4 separate regions of the Homo sapiens genome follow, and regions 1, 2 and 3 are each linked to region 4. The links are chromatin loops, found by intact Hi-C in ENCODE. Cell type or tissue: sigmoid colon. All regions are shown on one strand.

Region 1 (5,000 bases), 58 kb after region 4:
GATGAATAACAGCAGAGACGATAGCCAAAGCCAACACCATAGATATCTCAAAGGTTCAGCTTATACAATTATGACTCAAAAATTAAAGTTGAGCAAATTTCCATTTGATGGGTGCCAAAATTGTTGTGCCCAGATCAGCTGAAAACAAGGGCAGAGCTTTCAATGGAAATTTTAAACAGGTGGGATCAAGATCCTGAAGCATTTCTTCAAATACTTATAACAGCAGATAAAACACAGCTTTACTAGAATGATCCTGAAGACAAATTATAATCAGAGCAGTGGCTACCAAGAGGTGGAAGGGGGCCAGTCAAAGCAAAAGCGGACCAGTCAAAGGCAAAGGTCATGGTAACAATATTTTTTGGATGCTGAAGGCATTTTGCTTGTTGACTTTCTGGAGGGCCAAAGAACAATAACATCTGCTAACTATGAGAGTGTTTTGAGAAAGCCAAAGCTTTAGCAGAAATACGCCTGGGAAAGCTTCACCAGAGAGTCCTTTCTACCATGACAATGCTCCTGCTCATTCCTCTCACCAAACAGGGAAATTTCGTGAGGGTTTCGATGGGAAATCATTAGGCATCTACCTTACAGTCCTGATTTGGCTCCTTCTGTCTTTGTTTTTTCATTCCCTAATTAAAAAAAATGTAAAGGGCACCCATTTTTCTTCAGTTAATAATGTAAAAAGACTGCATTGGGGCCGGGTGTGATGGCTTATGCCTGTAATCCCAGCACTTTGGGAGGCCGAGGCAGGTGGATCACCTGAGGTCAAGAGTTTGAGACCAGCCTGGCCAACATGGTGACCCCATCTCTACTAAGAATACAAAAAATTAGCTGGGCATTGTGACGGGCGCCTGTAATCCCAGCTACTTGGGAGGCTGAGGCAGGAGAATGGCTTGAACCCAGGAGGCGGAGGTTGCAGTGAGCCAAGATCATGCCATTGCACTCTAGCCTGGGTGACAGAGTGAGACTCTGTCTCAAAAAAAAAAAAAAAAAAAAAAAAAAGACTACACTAACATGGTTAAATTCTCAAGACCCTCATCTCTTTCTTTCTTTTTTTTTTTTTTTTGAGACGGAGTCTCACTCTGTCACCCAGGCTGGAGTGCAGTGGCGCAATCTCGGCTCACTGCAAGCTCCACCTCCTGGGTTCATGCCATTCTCCTGCCTCAGCCTTCCGAGTAGCTGGGACTACAGGCGCCCGCCACCACGACTGGCTAATTTTTTGTATTTATTTTTTTAGTAGAGATGGGGTTTCACCGTGTTAGCCAGGATGGTCTCGATCTCCTGACCTTGTGATCCGCCCACCTCGGCCTCGCAAAGTGCTGGGATTACAGGCTTGAACCACTGCGCCCGGCCAAGACCCTCATTTCTTTAAGGATGGACTAAATGGCTGGTATCATTGCTTACAAAAGTGTGTTGAACTTGATGGAGGTTATGTTGAGAAATAAAGATTACATTTTTAACATTTATGTTTTAATTCCATTTTTTCCACGAACAGTTTGAAGTCTCCTGGTACTTGTCTCTAGCACCCTGGCATAACACTTGCCACACAGAGGATACCCATTTACCTGGTTGCATCTTCTATAGCTTCTAATCTCCTGTAGTACAGGGCCAAGGCTACTTGCTTTTCTTGAACCCCCAGCATCTAACCACAGAGTTTGCATAGAGAAGGGACTCAATGCATACTTAAGAAATGAGCAAATTGATCATGCACTCCAATGTGAGACCACAGTCACCCTGTTCCTGCTTTCTTGGGTCCGAATTTTGGGATGCTGCCCTCCCTCTAATGGATCTGATTAAATCTGGGGTCTCAGTTCAGGTTATTTATTTATTTATTTATTTATTTATTTATTTATTAGTAGTAGTAGTAGTATTGAGAACAAGTCTCACTCTGTTGCCCAGGCTAGAGTGAGTGCAGTGGCAGGATCTTGGCTCACTGCAACCTTCACCTCCCGGGTTCAAGCAATTCTCATGCCTCAGCCTCCTGAGTAGCTGGGATTACAGGTGCATACCGCTACGCTTGGCTAATTTTTGTGTCTTAGTAGAGATGAGGTTCTACCATGTTGCCCAGGCTGGTGTCGAACTCCTGGGCTCAACTGATCCACCCGTCTCAGCCTCCCAAAGTGCTGGGATTACAGGCATGAGCCAGGAAGTCTGGCCAGTTCTGGTTATTTGAATCAAGGCCCAAACTCTCCACCAATCAAGGCCCATAACTCCAACAATATAGGTAGAAGGAAGGAATAACCCGCCAACCTGGGTCAGTTCTTCCTTGCCTGTCTCTGGGGCACCTGGCGGATTAGAGCACAGTGTATACCGGATGTGTGCATGGGGAAGGGCAGGAGCTCAGAACAGAGCTGGACCTCGGCAGTTCTCCCTAATGTTCAGAAATAGATCCGATACCAGGGTGTCATCAGTCAGTGTAGGCCCAGGGGTATGAAGCTCTTCTTACTGAGTGTCTTAACCCCAAGCATCTTCTGTTTTCTCTGGGGGAAATAAGAACATCAGGCTGAGGGCTGCGTTTGTCTGATTGACACCGTACCTCCATATCCCAACACAGACCCAATGGGAAACGTGTGACACGACAGAGGACGTAGCTCAATGAATGTACTTCATAACTTGCCAAGTGGGAAAGAGTGAAGGGACACCAGTTTCTCTCCCCAGGGCTTTGGCCAGCCCTGGCAGACAGAACAAGACACTGGAGGAAGCTCAGTGACTCACGTGGCCCTGGAATGGCTCACAGTCAACAGAGGCTGCTGAGACATCCGTTAAAAGCCATCTCTGTGTGTGTCTAGAGAGCTGCACTCTGTAGTGGCAGGCACAGTGACCAGGAGTCTATTATACAGCCGGGGAGGGGAGGTACATTCAGGGGAGAGAGAACATGGCAGCAAAGAGCAGACGGTCACTTGGGATTCCCAGTTAAAGAGGCAGCTTGGCCACATGTTTGTGGAACTCTATCAACATTACAGAGAGGGGTTAAGGAACAAAAAGGCAGAAAGCTGCGAGGATACAGAAAAGGAGGGTGGAGTCAGTTGCAGCAGCTTTTTGGAAGGTATAAAGCACATGGACAAATAGCAACTGATTTAGCAGATGTAGAAAGCTCCTTGCTAACCATGAGTGAAGAAAGACAAAAAGCAGGTCCAATTTAGACCACAGAACCCTCTAATGGCCCAGGAATGGCAGCACCATGTGCCCTTAGAAGCAGAGGTCAAAAAAAGGGAACATGCCTTGAAAAACTGTTTAAGAAAATGTTAGAGACCCCCCCCCACCATTTCCTCCTCCATCTGCACAGCCAGGACACTGCCTGTACCCCGTGCTGATAGGAAACCAGACATTATTTTTCCTTCTGGAGATGGTGAAACTGAAGGTCTCTGGGCTGAGCGACACCGGGCACAATGAACCAATTCTCAAATGGCTGTTTTGGAACATTTCCCAGTGGCGGTGAGCTGAGTCCTGCAGGAGATGGTGGCCCTGAATTGATGAAGAGGGAGGAGGTTTTATAATGGGGGAAGTGACTCATGACAAAGCACAGATGCCAGAAAAGACCAGTTGTCTGCGGTGGTTGTTAATGAGATGGGCTTGGCTGGTGCTAATGGAGACAGTGAGAGGTGACAGGAATGAGAGATGAAGGTGAACTGGGATCTGAGGACAGTGATGAGGCTCAGACGGGGGATTGAAGATCTCTGCTGGGTTCCGAAGCAAGAAAGCAAAAGACTGAAGCAGCCTTTGATGAAGACGTTTCTGCACCTGAATGTGTAGATTGGGGTCTGGAGAAGCTGGTAGCAGGGACCCCAGGAAAAAGCCTTTGACTATAACCAAGGGATATGGCAACGAAGGGCTAGGACAGGGGTGGGGTGGTGGTGAGAGCAAGCACACTGGCAAACCCTTCGCCTGGCCATGGCAAGTGCTTGCCCATTCCCGTGACTCTGCTCATTTGCTCTCCAAGGACACTGCTGCTCTTCATAAATGCAAATATTTTTGGCAGGTCAGAACACTAGATTTATGAAAGCAAAATCTCAGTTCTTTGAATTATTGAAGGAATCCTTGCCAAAAAATGAACTTGAATTTAAACAGAAAATACATACGGTCTTAAGAGACTTCTTGATCTGTTATCAGTCTTCAACCAACCACAGAGAACTGAATGTGCTGTTCCCTCACATTCAGAGGGGCAGAGCCTGTCCAGAAAGGCAGGGCGTCACCCTTCCCCCACCCCAGTTATTAGGTCTGCAGCCTCCCCTAGATCCTCTCTGCCCTATCCTCTCCCACCCTTCCTTCAGGCCCGACTGTCTCCTCTCTAACGCTGACCCTGAGTCCCTCAGCCCGAGTCAGCACAAGGCTTACCAGAGCACCTTTTGGCAGGTATTAAGTGCATAAGAAACCCAGTTTTTTTCTTTTTTCTTTCTTTCTTTTTGTTTTCTTTTTCTTTTTTCTTTTTTCTTTTTTTTTTTTTTTTGAGACAGGGTCTCACTGTGTTGTCCAGGCTGGAATGCAGTGGTGCAATCTCAGCTAACTGCAACCTCCATCTCCCGGGTTCAAGCAATTCTCCTGCCTCAGTCTCCTGACCAAGCTGGGATTACAGGCGCCCGCCACCATGCCTGGGTAATTTTTGTATTTTTAGTGGAGTCGGGGTTTCAACATGTTGCCAGGCTGGTCTAGAACTCCTGACTTCACGTGATCCATCCACCTCGGTCTCCCAGAGTGCTGGGATTACAGGAGTGAGCCACTGCGTCTGGCCCCAGTTGTTGTTTTTCATTATCATGGCAAAATCCGTGATGGAACAACCTTTGACTTACCAGGGAAGCTGGACTCAGAGTGGCCTGCATCACAGAGCTAATTGCGTGAGCTCAGTAGGTGGGCAGAGAATGCTATTGACCAATTTTTTTCATCCTTCTTTATTCCAGTTCCAGGACATGGTGTCCAGTCTTGTACCAAAGTTGCTTCTTTTTGCCTAGAGTCTAAAGGATGAAACCAGATAGCCTTCCCTCTTATAACATTGGAAATCACACTGG
Region 2 (5,000 bases), 150 kb after region 4:
ACTGGGTGGGTGGGAAGTGAAGGCAGTGGGCACAGCCATGGTTGAATACATTTGGCAGAGGACTCAGTTGGGACTGGATGGGAGAGTGGTGGTAAAAACATAGGGTTTCCAAAAAAAAGATGATTCTTGGTTGTGTCTCCAGGCCATGGAAGGGAACCCAGGAAGAGGGACAGTAATGGGGAGGATGTGGAGCTACAGGAGTGCAGAGATCAAGATGCGTGGAGAAGGGAGGCTTTTCAGAGCATAGGACAGGGACTCTCTTTACAGAGAAAGAGGAGGGAGAACCAAAGGGGGATCCATGTTTACGCAATTTGGGGTGGTGGCCTCTTTAAGAAAAAACGAATACAAAATCAGGAATACAAAACTGCCAGTACTCCTCTATTGCAAGTGAGGTACCTGAAACTGAAGCCTGATTCTCTGCAAGGGAAATCCTCTGTGAGCAGGAAAGCAATGCTCAAGTTGGTAGGAAGAGAAAGTGGGAAGAGATGCACAGATATATGGATGTGAGGAGGGAGATCAGGGCCACTCAAAGCCTCACTTTTATCAGAACACAGAGGTGTGCTGGTCAGTAATTAACAACGGCCATTGGGGGCAGCTTGCAGGGAGCCCCTAATTTGGAGCATTTGCCAATTTCTGTAGTTGAAATACTCCCACCCTGGCTGATTTCCAGCTACCAAAATGAGGTTGCCAAGCCTAGGGTTGGGGAGAGAGGCGCCGCCCACTCTCCAGAGCAGGTGCATGCCAGCTCCAGTGAGACACGTGGGTTCCCTGGGGCAGGGCTGGAAAGGATAGACGGTCTTGGTGAAGCAACTTCCTCATCAGCGAGGTCAAGGCACGTGCTGGACATGGAGTGGACAGGCAAGAGGTGGGAGGCGGGTTGTTGAAGGGACCACACCAAAGCCTCAGGCAGTTGCTTCTCTTTGTCACAGACCCTGCAGGAGATTTTCCAGACTGAAATGACCATAGAATCCATCAAGAAGGCCATCAAGGACAAGACTGCCTTCCTGAAGGTGGCTCAGACCAGACTGGATGAGCGCACAAGACGGCCGAACATTGAGTTGTGCCGAGACATGGCTCAGCTACGGTAAGGTGGGAGGGGAAGGCTCGGGGCTCGCTCGGAGGGCCACCAGACCAACTGTGGTGCCTGGCTCTTTAGAAAGCTGCTTTCTGCCCATACGCAGCATGTAGGAGCCTTCTGTGAGAATGGTAGTAATGGGGAGATGTTGAATGCAGAAGAGTTTCAGTGTGGGATGATGAAACAGTCCTGCAGATGGATGGCGGTGACGGTTGCACCAACAGTGTGAATGTACTTAATGCCACTGATCTGTACACTTAAGATTGGTTAAAGTTTTATGTTATGTATATTTTACCACAAATCCTTAAAAAAGGAAAGGACATCAACGCTACACACACAAAAAGTGCTATTAAGCCTTTAACTCATTCGGGGAGGCCAGTGTGGTGTTCGGGTTCTTTTGCATGTTCTTGGAGTCTTCGGAGTTTCCAGAACTCCTGTCTTATAAGCAGCAGTTTGTGACTTTCTGTGTATTTCTCAGCATGGGGAACGCGACAGAAAAGGGACTTTCAGTACCAATTCCACTGACTCCTATCTACTCATTTGCTGTCTTTGTGACTGAGGATCTCATTTAAGTTTATTTCAATGTGTTTCATTCTCAGTAGAAATCAAAGCCAGCTGGTCTTCATCGAGCACAGCTCCTATATATACACAGCAGGAGGAATCTGACCCCACAGTTTATCTACTAAACACTACATGAATTTTATTATTATTTTCACTTTGAAGATTCATTTTGGGATGGACTTGTAATGAACTGGCCAAGATTCCCTCCCTACCCCCGCCACAATCCGGCTTCATTTCCAATTTCCCAATACCTGTGAGTCTGCCTTTTCTTTCTGGGTTTCATCATTGCTATTCTTAGGTCCTAAGATGCTCCATGCAGAAGTAAATCAACTTGATAGCAACTGGAGGAGCCAAGGGCAGTGCGTGAACTCCAGAAGCCTTTCTGGTGCAGTGGGGAGATGCCACTCGCTCTGCTTCCACGATAAAATTCTCTTATCTTGAAGGATTGATCCTAAGGATAAAATAAAGAAATAAGTGGTGGTTTGAGACAGTGGATTTCCTGAAATGGAAGGAAGGGGGATCTTGTGAGGCCAACATTGATGATGATGATAATAATAGTAAAGATAATGATGGCGATAATCAATGCAATGATAATAATAGCTGCTACCATCTCTTAACCTGACTCGATGCTGGGCACTGCCCTAAGCACTTTATACTATCTCATTCATTACCTTCATATTACAAGTGAGGAAACTGAGGCAGGAGTGGGTGAGTGGCTTGGCCCAGGCCACATTTAGTGGTGAGAGAGCTGCAGTTTGAGTCTTTGCCTGTCTCACCCCAGAGTTCTATTCCACCAAGCCATTTGCTTCTCTTTCTCCTGTGTTTTACGTTGTGTAATGCATTTACCATCCCCCTGTCAGGTACCTGATCTCATTTGAGAAGAGTTGGCAAAGTAAATGCTGCATGCTCATCTCCCTCTCACACAGAGGATGAAACTGAAGGTCACAGAGGAGATCATTATGATGAAACACCTTACGTGTATAGCACGCATGTTGTCTGTGTTGAGTGCCATGAAGCGTGCTTTAGGTTGTACGCAAATGATCTTCATTTCCAGGATGAGTTGTATTTCTCCTGGTGGAGCTGTTATCTAGGCCATAGCCACAGAAGAGATCACTCAGGCTGCATGTTTTTCAAAGTGGGTTCCATAGAACCCCTCTTCATGCACAGCTCATTATTTAGGATAAGCAGCTCTCCACTCCAGAGACTACATGGGCCCCTAGACAGCCAACTGGAGGCACCTCTCTGCTTTAGAAGAACCCAGCAGTGAGTGCACACCCACTTGGCCTATTAGAGTTAGATCACCAGTTTTGACTTTATGTAAATGTTATTAGGAGAAGCTGAACTGATGTTTCGTTCTCCAAAAATCTCTGCAGAGTCATCAAAAGTGGAGATGGGAACAAATAAATTGTTTATACTGCCGTTAGACAGACACAGGGTTGCTTTTAAAATGAGTTTTGGGTAGTGGTCTAATAGGACTTCGGAATTATCAAACAATGAGGCATTCACAGCTTCTCCTGAGGAGCTGAATGATTTTTACTCTTTTTTTTTTTTTTCCTATTCCTGGCTAAACAGAATTTGCTTTTCTTTCACTTCCTGCCGACTTCATGGTATGTCTATTTCCTCTGCTCCTTTACTGACTTTTGAACAAAACCTACTTTTGTTTCTGTCAAGTTTTCTTGTTAAAATATCCTTGCCAAAAATCTTTAGGATTATTATTGGGGGAGGGGATTACTTTCCTTTTTAAATGGATGGTTCTGAAAGCAGCCCTTCGGCGGTCTAGATTTAGAAAAAATAAAGATCATAAACTAAGGGGAGTGGGGACTGAGAAAAATTGCTGTTTTCATTTCAAGACTTACTTTTATTTAAAAATGTTCTAAACGAGTTATTTCAAAAGTGATTCTAAACATTCTTGGCATTTTTGGTGGCAGGCCAGACAGACCAGGCTCTGCTCTACTTAAATAATCTTTATGTATATATATATGCACACACACACACACACACACACACACACACACACACACATATATATAAATAAACTGTGGTAGCTTTATTTGTATTTGAATGCAAGACATTTTGTGGTTCTGTAATTCCAAAAAAAAGAAGAAAGAAAGAGAAAGAGTGACTTCAGCAGAACAGCTCTCTGCAATCAGCCAAGAACAAGGAAACTGGGAGTGAAATAGGGCCTTGAAGATGATGAAAAATATATTTCTAATTAACGATGAGAGAAGTGGAAGCATGTTATTCCCTAGTTGTGTCCATGCAGCAGTGTGAAAACAAGTATTCTAACTGCCTACGTTCTATATCTCGATTTTTTTTTTTTTTTTAGCATTGATGTTTTGACATGTATATTTTCAAATGTTCCCTCCCAGATAAAATTTCCACTAGACTCGTATTTGGCTGAAAGGAGTAAAGACACATATATCATCCTGCTCTGTTTCCTACGTTGGGGTTCAGGGTTCCTGTTGAAGCCAGGGAGGGTGGGAGACAAGAGGCAGGCCCCGTGTGATTGTAAACAATCCACCATCAAAAATCCCATTACCAGCCATCTGCGGCAGCCTCGCCGAAGATGTATTTCTTTGCTAGTGATATTTTATACCCTGGGATCTTTAAAAAGCCTTTCTTTTTTAATTCAGTTTGGCCTAAACAATAACAAGAAATTTGCTTTCTGATGAGTTCTCAGGTTTTGTGTTTACCGTCCCCAGACAAAACCAAACTTTGGCACTTAAACTTTAATTCTTCCCCTCCCCATTGGAAAGCAGGAGACAGTAGAGCTTGTAAGATGAAAGGTGTTGCACAGCGTGGATATGTTCCCATGGCCTGTTGTTGCTTCAATCAGCCTGCGTGGGGGCCTTTACCACAGCCTTCCTCTTCTTAGGCCACCTACAAGTGGCTTGGAAGCGAATGCTCCAGGCTCCGTCCTGCCTTTCCTTCCTTTTTATTGCCTTGGGTCTGGGTCTTGTTCTTAGTAGATCCCATGGATTCAGACCTTGGGCAACTCTCTACCTCCCAAGACGTCCTCCGTTTCACCTAGGGCATGAAAGTTGGTCTTCACCCAATAAGTAGTTTTTGCACACCTGTATTTTTGCAGGAGCGGCTGTGGATGTAGCCCTGGGCAAGGACAGCAGATGTTGCAAGCAGACAATCACAAGACCCTGAGTGCCGTAAAAGGCTTGGTCCTTTTGGAAGTCACAACACTGGGCAGCAGATGGTTTCCGGTTTAAGGGAGGGACTTCCGGAAGAAGTGTTAATTCACCTAGGATTTGAGGATGGGATAAATTAGCGGGATGAAGAATGGGTTAGGAGCATTCTGAGCTTAGGGGACAGCAAGAGTGAAGCCCTCGAGGTCTGAGAAATTGCAAGCATA
Region 3 (5,000 bases), 110 kb after region 4:
TGAGATAAGAAGAACCAATACAGTGTGGAGTTTATGACTCTTACTTTGGACTCAGACAAATAATTTACAGGGAAGTAGAGATATACATGTAGATATGTAGGTATGTAAGTGTGTGTATATGCGTATATATGTATATATCAATACCTACAGTATTTATATAAATACCTTTTATGTATGTATATATAAAGAGAATGTCTAGGTAGATATGCTCAGCAGATATGTGTAAGCAGGCCCCAGAGATTTAGGTAAGTGAGAAACATTACGGTATTTTGAGGCATGATGAAATTTGCTTTTTTTTTTTTAACTTAGAATTTTGAAGTTTCTTCCTTAAGGAAGTCTATAGGCAGTGGCGGATAGATCCTTTGTAGCAGATGGGAGATGGAGCTGCCTAGATGGGGTGATTTCAGGGATAGCGCACTCATATCTGCTCAATTTGGCCAGAAAGTGCTGTTTGCAGAATGGCACCAGAAATAAAATTCCAATGAGAATATTCGCACCAGGCCTCCCGGGTATAAGGGAGAGACCAAACGATGTTGGAGATACTTGTCTCAAGCACTTGGCTGACTTTGGGCAAATCAATTAAACTTTTTGGCCTCAATTTTCTCATCTAATGAGGGGGCTGAACTGGGGAGCTATTAAAATCCCTCTAGGTTTCACTTTCTGTGATTTGACTAACTTCAATTCCATTATCTGAAACCTCTTCTCAAAGAAAATGTGTGCTTCATAGAGCAGATGAGGGAGGAACAGGAGAGATTTGAAGGTTCCTCTTAGAGACTTTAAAACATTTAAAGTTAAATTAGACCTATAAATAACTACTTTTAAAATCTCACTAGCCAAAAATTGGCAGCTGTTTATAATATAGCTTATGAACGCATAAAAATATGCACCTCAAACAAAGGAAATCAATAAAGAAGATAGTTTCTTTGCCTTTAAAAAGCCTTAAGATTAACATACAGTAAGATCATCTGTATAAAATTTAAGATCTAGTATCATTGCTCAAATCCAAGTAAACTGCTCATTTGTAATAAAGTTTGTATGGGTTCGCAGACCTCATCCTTGGCTTACTGAATCAGTTCCTCTTGGGATGAGACCCTGAAATCTACATTTTAAAAGCTCTCTGGGCAATTTTGATGTGTCTTGTCCTGCACTAGGGAATGTACTAGCAGAGGAGATATGTCTGTGTAGTGTGACTCTGATGAGCTAATTATTGGCTTTTGAGGAGCACTTAGGATTTTTATGAGTATTTCAGAGAAGTGCAGAGTGGGAGAGGGGGAGGTGATGTTGATTCCAGGCAAACATGAATTGTATTTGTTTGCATTTGCTTGTGGCTATAAAATATTGACCTTCCATTTTCAATATGGAGAATTGTAGAGTTGGTACCTCTCATCTCCATACCCTACCTGGCCTGATACCCCAAAGATTGTTCGACCTGCATTTCTGAACAAAATATCTGCCCTGAATTCCTGTCTCTTTTTTGCCCCTAGTGATCTGGGCTGGGTCAAAAGCTCCTTTTTAATCTAGATAGAGAACAAGCCCTAAACAGCATGCCTCAGTTTCTGGTCTAGCCTGATTCTTTCATCACTAGAACTAAAGTGCTTTCTTGAGTAAAAGACATTGAAAGACTTAAAAGGCAACTGTAAACTCAAGGGCTCCAACACTCCTAGTATATAGACTCTTCCCTCATTGTTTCTACTATCTGCTCCCCAACTTGATAGCCCCATCTTGGCTGCTGCAAATGAGAGGAAGACAGAAGATATGGAAGACAAAAGGAGGTTCAGCTGCTTTTTCTACCTCAGGTAAGAACACTAGTCTGCTTCCTTTCAGCTTTTTAATATCTCAAATAGATTCCCTCATCTTCATTATCCAACTTATATGAATGCTAATTTGGCTCCATGTTGCTTCTACTCAAATCATTATGGCCTCTTTGATAATTTTCAGGGCCCTTTCCCTAAATAATTCAGCAATAAATGGCCAGAAAATTAGGTCCCTCAATGAGGTGATTCCTAGCTTGTATTTTAGGCTTTTTGAGGACCAGAGACATCCCATTACCTTGAGTAATGAGGATTATAGGAAGGAATCACATAGAATTAAGAAATGCCATGGAAATGGGAGCATGTTTGCAAACGACAAAGTCCTTCAGAATGTAAGAAGGCTCCAGTGAGAGTTATCTCATTGCTTCTTGGCAGATCGAGTCGTGAATCTCAGCCAGAGTTTTGCAATATCAAATATGATGACTCAGTCACTCTCTATATGACTCAATATCAAACCCCATGAGAGAGAGGATCTGCCTAGGTTGGCACTTGAGCTATGCCACCTCAATCCACTGGCCAGTCCACAGAGGGGCCACCTTTGAGCTGGGTGTTTACCTGTGGTCCAAACATTCATGGCCAATAAATGGGGGTGGGGAACACACCACATAAAACATGGCCACTGTCTTAGGTCAGGTTCACCAGAAGAAGACTCCAAGGATTAGTGTGAAAGTGATTTATCAAGAAATGTTCTACTGGGAAAAACTGGGAAAGAAATGGGGAAGTAGGATCTATTATAGAAGGGAAGTTGGGAGATGCAGGAATGTGGTATCCAGCAAAGTCCCAGGAGGGTAACTTTGGTTCATTCCCACAGGAGGAGCTCTGGAAACAGGGTAGGTCATGCCTCAGAGGGTCACGCCTCAGGAGAAGAGCATCTGGGGTATTTATACCCCAGAACTCATTAGTCTTTGGTTATGGATTGGCCTGAGGCACAAATTCCCAAGCACTTCCAGGCTTTCTTGCCTAAGCAAAGTAGATTCTGGCAGCCTGAGGACAGTTCATCTTCAAGGAGATGTAAGAATAAGCATACGGGGAGTCTGTGCTCAGGAAAATGATCAAAGGGTCCGAGGAGACATGGGTTGAAGTGTGGACAGCGTCTGCTATAGCTTCGTAAAGAGATAGCTAGAGAGGCTTCCTTCCCCAGGGGCCCACAGTCAGCACGCACACCCTAAGCTGAATAGATTCTTCCCTATATAGCCTGACAAGCTGTGTTGGAAGCTTGCGCTAAGGTTGTGGAAGACTCAGCCCGCTATCTGCCACCTTCATCTCCACAGCCTGGCAACCTCATAACTGGCTGACTGAAGCGAACGTAAATTAGACAAAGACCAGCACAAATCAGACTCAAGTTAACACACGCCAGACTCTGGCTGTTTCTGGTTTATAAACAAAAGATAAACTATTTCCAACAATGTCAACAAAAATAAATTAACTTTCTTATTAAATCACTGAGAAATGACATTTCAAATATTTTATAAAAATACAGCACATCTATCTATATCCAACTCTGCTTTTGTTTCCACAAACTCTTGTCAGTTTAAAGATCTACACAATTTTCTCTGTAGCCCGTAAATGAAAACTTTCAGTTTTTCCTGGCTGGCAGTGCTTTTTCCTCTTCTGAGCTCCGAAGAGACTGGGTTTCTTTCTGATGGCTTTGACCACACCAGAGCCTGCACTGTAGGATTTTTGCCCACGTCCCACCAAATGTTAACCTCTTAAGGACAGAAACAGGGGCCCATTCACAGTGATACAAACATTTAACAGCTGAATCTCTGGGGAAAAATGTATGTATCTGTACATAATGTTTATTATATTTTAATGATATTAAACAATTCTTAGCTTATAATTTATAAATAGTAATAAAATATACAAATACTCTGTATTATAAATTCCATATAGCCAGTTGGTTTTTACAGAATTATTTTGTTGATTTTTGCCAAACTCTTGTATTTCTAACCAACCTGTAGTTGCAATTAATGAATAAGAGGAGTCCAACATGAATGTTGGTTGACAGCTCCGTTCACATTAACAAGACAAAAATGAAGATGTATATGGAAACTTTAATGACACGAATGACTTCTTTGCTGAATCAGATAATTATTTTCAAATAGTGGGAGAATGTAGCTTCAATTTGTGTGTGTGTGTGTGTGTGTGCCTGTCACAATTTCATGGCTACAAACAGGAGATACTTTAATGTGCATTATACTTTCCATCACTTTCTTGAGTTTAGACAATCAACAAAACTATAAATCAAGCCTTGCTTTGTGGCTATTGATCATTTCCATAATGTAAATACTCCCACTGTAGTCATTTTCAAGCTACCAATGTTGCTGATGTCAGAGTTGGGAAGAGATGCTCAGTAGTACATCACGATAAAGTGTTTCCATTATAAAGATACAATAGATGAAAATAAACTTCAAGACATAAAACAATAAAATATTGTGAAATAATTAGAAGGTGATAAATTTTGGGTATCTGTTGCCATTGTTTTAATATAATTTACTAAACAGTAAATTTATATAATGTAGTTTTTAATAAAGGCTGTGCTTAATGAGCTTGCAAAATTCTTGAAAATTTAACAATAGTCTTGCAAGCCAGTATGACCCAGTTCCAGTACACCACTGTCACTCACATTTCATAATTCATTGTCTTGCATGCTACTGAGAGTTACAAATTGTTCAGTGATTGCATGACTGATGGTAAATTAGAGATGTTGACTCTCTGATTCTGTTTGACATGCTCTGTCTTCCTCTTAAGAAGATTCTAACTTCTTACTAGTGGTAGTAGCTGAGCTCAAAAGGTAATTGTTCTAAACTAATAAAGGTCCTATTGGCTTATCTGGATGAAACACCATGTACCTCTGATAAGATATCAGCCTCCTTAGACCAGTTTGTGTCCTTCTGTTAGTAGTAGTCAATGTTTCTTTATAATACTCGGTTTCTACAGAATCATAGAGAGCATATTATAAATGCCCTCAGATCTTAAAATGTCAGATCTTTTTAGGTAGCCTTGGTATAGTTCCCCGTTTTTTAAATACATAGTACAAAATACAATCTATAACACAACACTATCCATAATCCAATGGTTACCATTTAATGACTCTTAACAACATTAAACCAAGCATTTTTCCCCACTCTAAGTATCCCATCTGTGTTTCTATCTGCTTCTTTAGGTTATAAGGATCTCCCTATAATG
Region 4 (5,000 bases):
GCAAAGGAGATCATTCCGTATGGCAGCATGGAAGTCATCTGCTGAGTGAATGAATGGAATTCTACCTCATTGGTTGGTGCATCTCTTTAGAAATGAACTCAGTAGAGGCTGGGCACGGTGGCTCATGCCTGTAATCCCAGCACTTTGGGAGGCCGAGGCGGGCGGATCACGAGGTCAGGAGATCGAGACCATCCTGGCTAACACAGTGAAACCCTGTCTCTACTAAAAATACAAAAAAAATTAGCCAGGCGTGGTGGCGGGTGCCTGTTGTCCCAGCTACTCAGGAGGCTGAGGCAGGAGAATGGCGTGAATCCAGGAGGCGGAGCTTGCAGGAAGCTGCGATCGCGCCACTGCACTCCAGCCTAGGTGACAGAGCGAGACTCTGTCTCACAAAAAAAAAAAAAAAAAAAAAGAAAAAAAAAGAAATCAACTCAATAGAGAAGCCTGGCTGTATACGTTCCTTGACACCTATCAAGAGTGAGAGAACAGTGTGGGGAGGGGCCTGAAGACAACAGTGCAAATGGCCTTCTCAGAGCCACCTTCAGAAAGGATGGCAGAGCCCCTGTTGGGGTGGGTGCTACAAGTCAAAAGAAGCTCCATTTGTCTTGTTGTTCATGAGTGGAGGGGAGGTTCCTGCCTCTTCTGCAAAAAAAGTTTTAGAAATCACCATGAAACAGTGGCCAAACTGAGGTAGAAAAAGTGTTCCTGAAACTGGAACCAAAAATTTCCAAATGACAGCACAGTTTGGCATAGCTGTTCTGAGTCTAGGAGCATAGGAGCCCTCACGCCATTTCTGTGACCTCCCCAAGGCAAATCATGAAAATTGCAGATTTTCTTTATTACCAAGTGAGGCAGTGACAGACCTGCTCAATGGTCCTTAAATTTTCATGAGCAACAGAATCCCCAGGAAGGCTTGTGAAAATAGATTGCTGGGCCCAGCCTGCAGAGCTTCTAGTTCAGTAGGCTAAGGTGGGATCCAATGAATTGCATTTCCAACAAACTCCCTGGTGTTGCTGCTGCTGGTGATGGTGATCCCAGAACCACCCCTTGACAGCCTCTGTCTGGATTATACAGGCTCCCCCACAGCAGGGACAGTATCCCTCCTGCTCACCTGGCTCAGTAGGAGGCCCTCAATAATTCAGATTAAATGAGTGGATTAATAAGCCTTCGGTGGTGTATCCCTCAGGGTTCAGGAATGGGTGAACACCGTGGCTGTCACGGGGATACAGGAGTGAAGGCCAGGATGAGACAGACTGTCATGCTGGACATTTAGTGGTTTGTTTCTTGGGCCTCTTCACAATGACCCGACTTGCCTCTGCTGCCGCCCAGCAGCCCCGCTACTGAGTAGGACTCTACTCAGAGCTTCTGGTGGCCAAGTGGTCATCTTTGGACTCTCTTCATTCTTCTCCTTGAACGTTCCTAATGTGAAGGTTCCCCCCTCCACTCTGACTGTGAGAAATCTTCCAACAATTCAGTTCAGGCCTGCATCTTCATGAATGGAATTTAGGTGGAATTTTAGGCAGAGGGACACAGTGACACAAAGGTGACACAGTGACACAGAAGTGATTTAAGGGGCAGTGTCTTTCCAAGATTCCTTATAGACCCCTGGGTAAAGCAAGTCCTTCCTCTCCACCCTCCAGAGCCAGAGGAAACAGGGTGGGACCCTGGCATATGGCTATTGAGAGATGGAATTCGTTAAGTCCCAGTAAAAGCGAAATGAATGTCGGTGGCCACATCCCATGCAGCACACACATCTTTTGGTTAGAAGGACTGTACCCTTGCCCTGCACACAGAGCCTTCTTTCTTCCTCAAGGAAAAGTGACTCTTTCACGGCCTGCTGGGAGGCAAAGGAAATGGAAAAGTCTCACAGCGTCCTGAGCCCCTCTCTGTTTCCTTCGGGCTTTCACAAGTTCAGCGGCCTTTGCACACAAGCTGGGTCCTGTGGGGGAACAGAGGGTTCTTTAGCTGGAGGCTGTGGACAACACTGCCCATGTTTCCCTGGGAGAGGAGAAGCCCCGTGCACTGACCTCCTAGCCTCGTCCCTGTCTTGGCAGCGTGTGGAGCATGTGGAGCCCCTCCTGGCCCTCCCTGTCTGTGGCCCCAAAAGCAAAGCAGCTCAGGGGGGCTTTTTTGAGAAGCTGCTGAGCTCAGACCCTGCTGGCTCCACATTCCTGGATGATGAGGGAGGGATTCCAGTGTTTACTTTGAACAATGTTTTCCTGTGTCTGAATTGACTGGGTGTTAAATTCTTCCAGATTTCTGGCTCCACGTTGCAGCTCCAACGGGACAGAAACAGGTTTACGGCAGTTGGCAAGAGAATGAAAGCAGGGCCCATCTGGGCACCTTCTGCGTCTAGAATATCCACTCTGTGGTTGCAAAGGCTGTTTAGCGCCCGCTCTGTGGGCTCCATGCCCAGGCAGGGTTTGTTGTGGTCTCAATTCACAGAGCTCTGCACTTGTGCCTTTCACATTTCCCACCCTAGAGGGCAAAAGTTAGCTTTTCTCTTTTGAAAACGCATCCGGGAATGAGAACAAGCTGAGTTTTTGGAAGGTCAGGGCTTGCAGTGTTTTCTTGGTGAGTACAAACCCAGAAGTCGGGCTCATAAGGAATTCATTTGGTGGGACATTAGGAAACTTCAGTACATTCCATTTCCTGGGGACTGCTGTGCCAAGAGGTTTCAGAGACATGCAGGAGGTTCGAGCTGGAAGGGAGACAGGGTGCAGCAGACCTCAATCCTCATTTTTACCCAGGAGGAAACCGAGGTACAGAGGCAAAGTAGCGCGAGGGCTGAGATGTTGGACTGGAAGGGCTCGTCCCTAGTGCATCTGGTTCGATCTCTTGGTGCTGAGCAGTGCGTAATCCCATCTCTGACCACACAACCTTGCAGAGGTTTAGGAAACATTCTCCTCTTTATTAAATGTTGGTAAATCAATGGCTTTAACAATGCAGAGAGCTTCAGAAAACAAACAGGATCGATTCCAAATTAAAGGCACTCTTTGGGTCCACCATGCACAATAGTTTCTGCGTTCTTGTGTTCTGGATTGGTGAGCAATTCAGGGAAAACTCCCATAGGACCCCATGATGACCAGGGCTCCACAGAGTCTTTGGTGGGGCGCCAGTCTCTAGGCAGGCAGCTGTCAGCCTCTGAATCAGAACAGCCCAAATCCAAGTCAGGCATGTGACAGGTGATGGCCTTAAAACTTACTCCATTCTAGACCCCGTGCTGTTGGATTCTGGAAACCTACTCCTGAGCCGTGTGTGTGTGTGTGTGTGTGTGTGTGTGTGTGTAAAGGAAGATTAGCGGCAATCTTCCTGGCTTCAGTGCCTAGGTGGAGTCCAAACAGTGTTTATGTAGTAGGGTTGAATAAAATAGTCCTATGACAGAACCTGACACTTTGATCTGGCTACTTTCACAAAGTCATTTTGGTGCCAAGAACATTTTTACTTAGTTTTCAAAAGAAACCATGAAAATGTCAGATCTCTATACCTCTCCAGTAATGTGTAAGGCAAGTACCCTAACTCCATCTCTGAGCCTTCCCCCCGTATCTTGCCCTACATCCATACCCCACCTGCAACCCCTCTAGTCATATTAGTATATCCACTGTGTCAAAATGACCTTGTCAAAATCTGCTTTGTTGGAAGGGCAGCTTCATTTTTGTAGTATGTTATAGGCCTAAATTCTTTACTTACATAGGTTCCCTTACTTTAGTAGAAATGGTGTCCTCTGGAGATGGAATGGGGAAGAAGGAATTATGCAGTGAAATTTCTCCCACTGCTGCCAGAGTAGAAGTCCTTCTCTGTCTCAGTTTTGTGGGTGAGATTTTTCCTTGATAGGTCTGCTAGGGGCTTTTTATTGGTTATCCCTTGGTGGGTAACAAAGCACTCCAAAGGTTAGTTGCTTTAAACAAATATTTGTTATCTCAGTTTCTGTGGGCCAGGAACCTGGGTATGCCTTAGCTGTCTGCCTCTGTCTCAGAGTCTCTCCATGAGGCTACAGTCATGATTTTGGCCAAGGATGTGGTCTCATCTGAAGGCTCAACAGGAGGAGAATCCACTTCCAAATTCACTCACATGGATATTGGCAAGATTAAGCTCCTCACAGGCTGTTGAACTAAAAACCCTAGTTTCTTGCTGCCTCTTGGCTGGAAAACTCCCTTAGTTCCTTGCCACATGGGCCTCTCCATAGGGCAGTTTGTAACATGGCAGCTGGCTTCCCTTAAGATGAACGAGAAAGAGAGTGTAAGAGAGTGCTCAAGATGGAAGCCAACTTTTTTTGTGACCTAATCTCAGAAGTGACATTCCATCACTTAGACCATATTCTGTTTATTAGAAGTGAGTCATTAGATGCAGTTCATACTCAGGGGAGGGGATTTCACAAGGATGTGAATACCAAGAGGTGAGATTATTGGAAGCCATCTTGCAGCCTGCCTAGGATAGGCCTTATGGGCCCAATTGCCATTCATCCTATTGGCTCTGTCACCTTTGCAGTTCTGTTAAGATGTGAGTTGTGAGGGGCAGAGGAAAACGATTTCCATGTTTACCCTTACTCCTCTTGGGAGGTAGATAGCTTTGTTGGCATAGCATCTAGAGACTTCTCAGGGGCAAAAAATTCTGAGTTTCTAAGCTATTAATTGTTACATTTACCCTCCACTCTCCCATCCCATCCCAGCTCCACTCCAAGGAAAGCAGATGAGCCCAAGACAGCATCCACACTTGTTTTCCTTTTCTCTGTGGTCCCTGTCATTCTCTGAACAACGTGACACTTTTGTTCTCTCTAGAGTTCATCTAGTCCTCACGTTGCATGCCATTGTTATCTAGTTTTCTTGTTTCCAGAATGAACCCCCAGTCATAAATCATAGAATAGAATGTATACCAATAGTTCAGGGTTCTTGGTGTTTACCAGAAAAGCTAACGGTTACAAAGCTCCTTATGGATCATGGAATACTTTTACTTACATCAATTGGATCATCATAACATACTATGGGGCAGGATGTTTCCCA

What was found. A loop is a pair of places that touch in the nucleus more often than their neighbours do. Peaks named below come from ENCODE experiments on the same cell type or tissue, not always from the same donor. Only the 100,000 strongest peaks of a DNase experiment are listed, where the experiment ranks them.
Region 1: it touches region 4 in a loop (2.6-fold over the local background); 5 of 110 quality-filtered maps call a loop at or near these places.
Region 2: it touches region 4 in a loop (9-fold over the local background); 4 of 110 quality-filtered maps call a loop at or near these places.
Region 3: it touches region 4 in a loop (5-fold over the local background); 6 of 110 quality-filtered maps call a loop at or near these places.

Annotation. Positions count from the first base shown.
Region 1 is chr17:15,396,967-15,401,966 of GRCh38, reverse strand. No RefSeq gene overlaps it. Among named protein-coding and RNA genes, the nearest start is that of TEKT3, 58 kb to the right of the region's middle. In sigmoid colon, no CTCF peak of the experiment used is centred here; a DNase peak (open chromatin) is centred at 2,715; H3K27ac peaks cover 434 bases.
Region 2 is chr17:15,304,748-15,309,747 of GRCh38, reverse strand. It overlaps TEKT3 (tektin 3), which reads left to right. Exons shown (of 9, transcript NM_031898.3): 8 at 930-1,084. It overlaps LOC124903932 (a long non-coding RNA gene), which reads right to left. Exons shown (of 3, transcript XR_007065634.1): 2 at 1,888-2,087. Among named protein-coding and RNA genes, the nearest start is that of TEKT3, 34 kb to the left of the region's middle. In sigmoid colon, no CTCF peak of the experiment used is centred here; DNase peaks (open chromatin) are centred at 784, 1,277 and 1,957; H3K27ac peaks cover 1,084 bases.
Region 3 is chr17:15,349,391-15,354,390 of GRCh38, reverse strand. No RefSeq gene overlaps it. Among named protein-coding and RNA genes, the nearest start is that of TEKT3, 10 kb to the right of the region's middle. In sigmoid colon, no CTCF peak of the experiment used is centred here; DNase peaks (open chromatin) are centred at 2,240 and 3,040; H3K4me3 peaks cover 710 bases; H3K27ac peaks cover 736 bases.
Region 4 is chr17:15,454,852-15,459,851 of GRCh38, reverse strand. All of the region lies in intron 4 of TVP23C-CDRT4 (TVP23C-CDRT4 readthrough), which reads left to right. All of the region lies in intron 1 of CDRT4 (CMT1A duplicated region transcript 4), which reads left to right. Among named protein-coding and RNA genes, the nearest start is that of CDRT4, 10 kb to the left of the region's middle. In sigmoid colon, a CTCF peak has its summit at 2,448; DNase peaks (open chromatin) are centred at 2,011, 2,391 and 3,171; H3K27ac peaks cover 1,993 bases.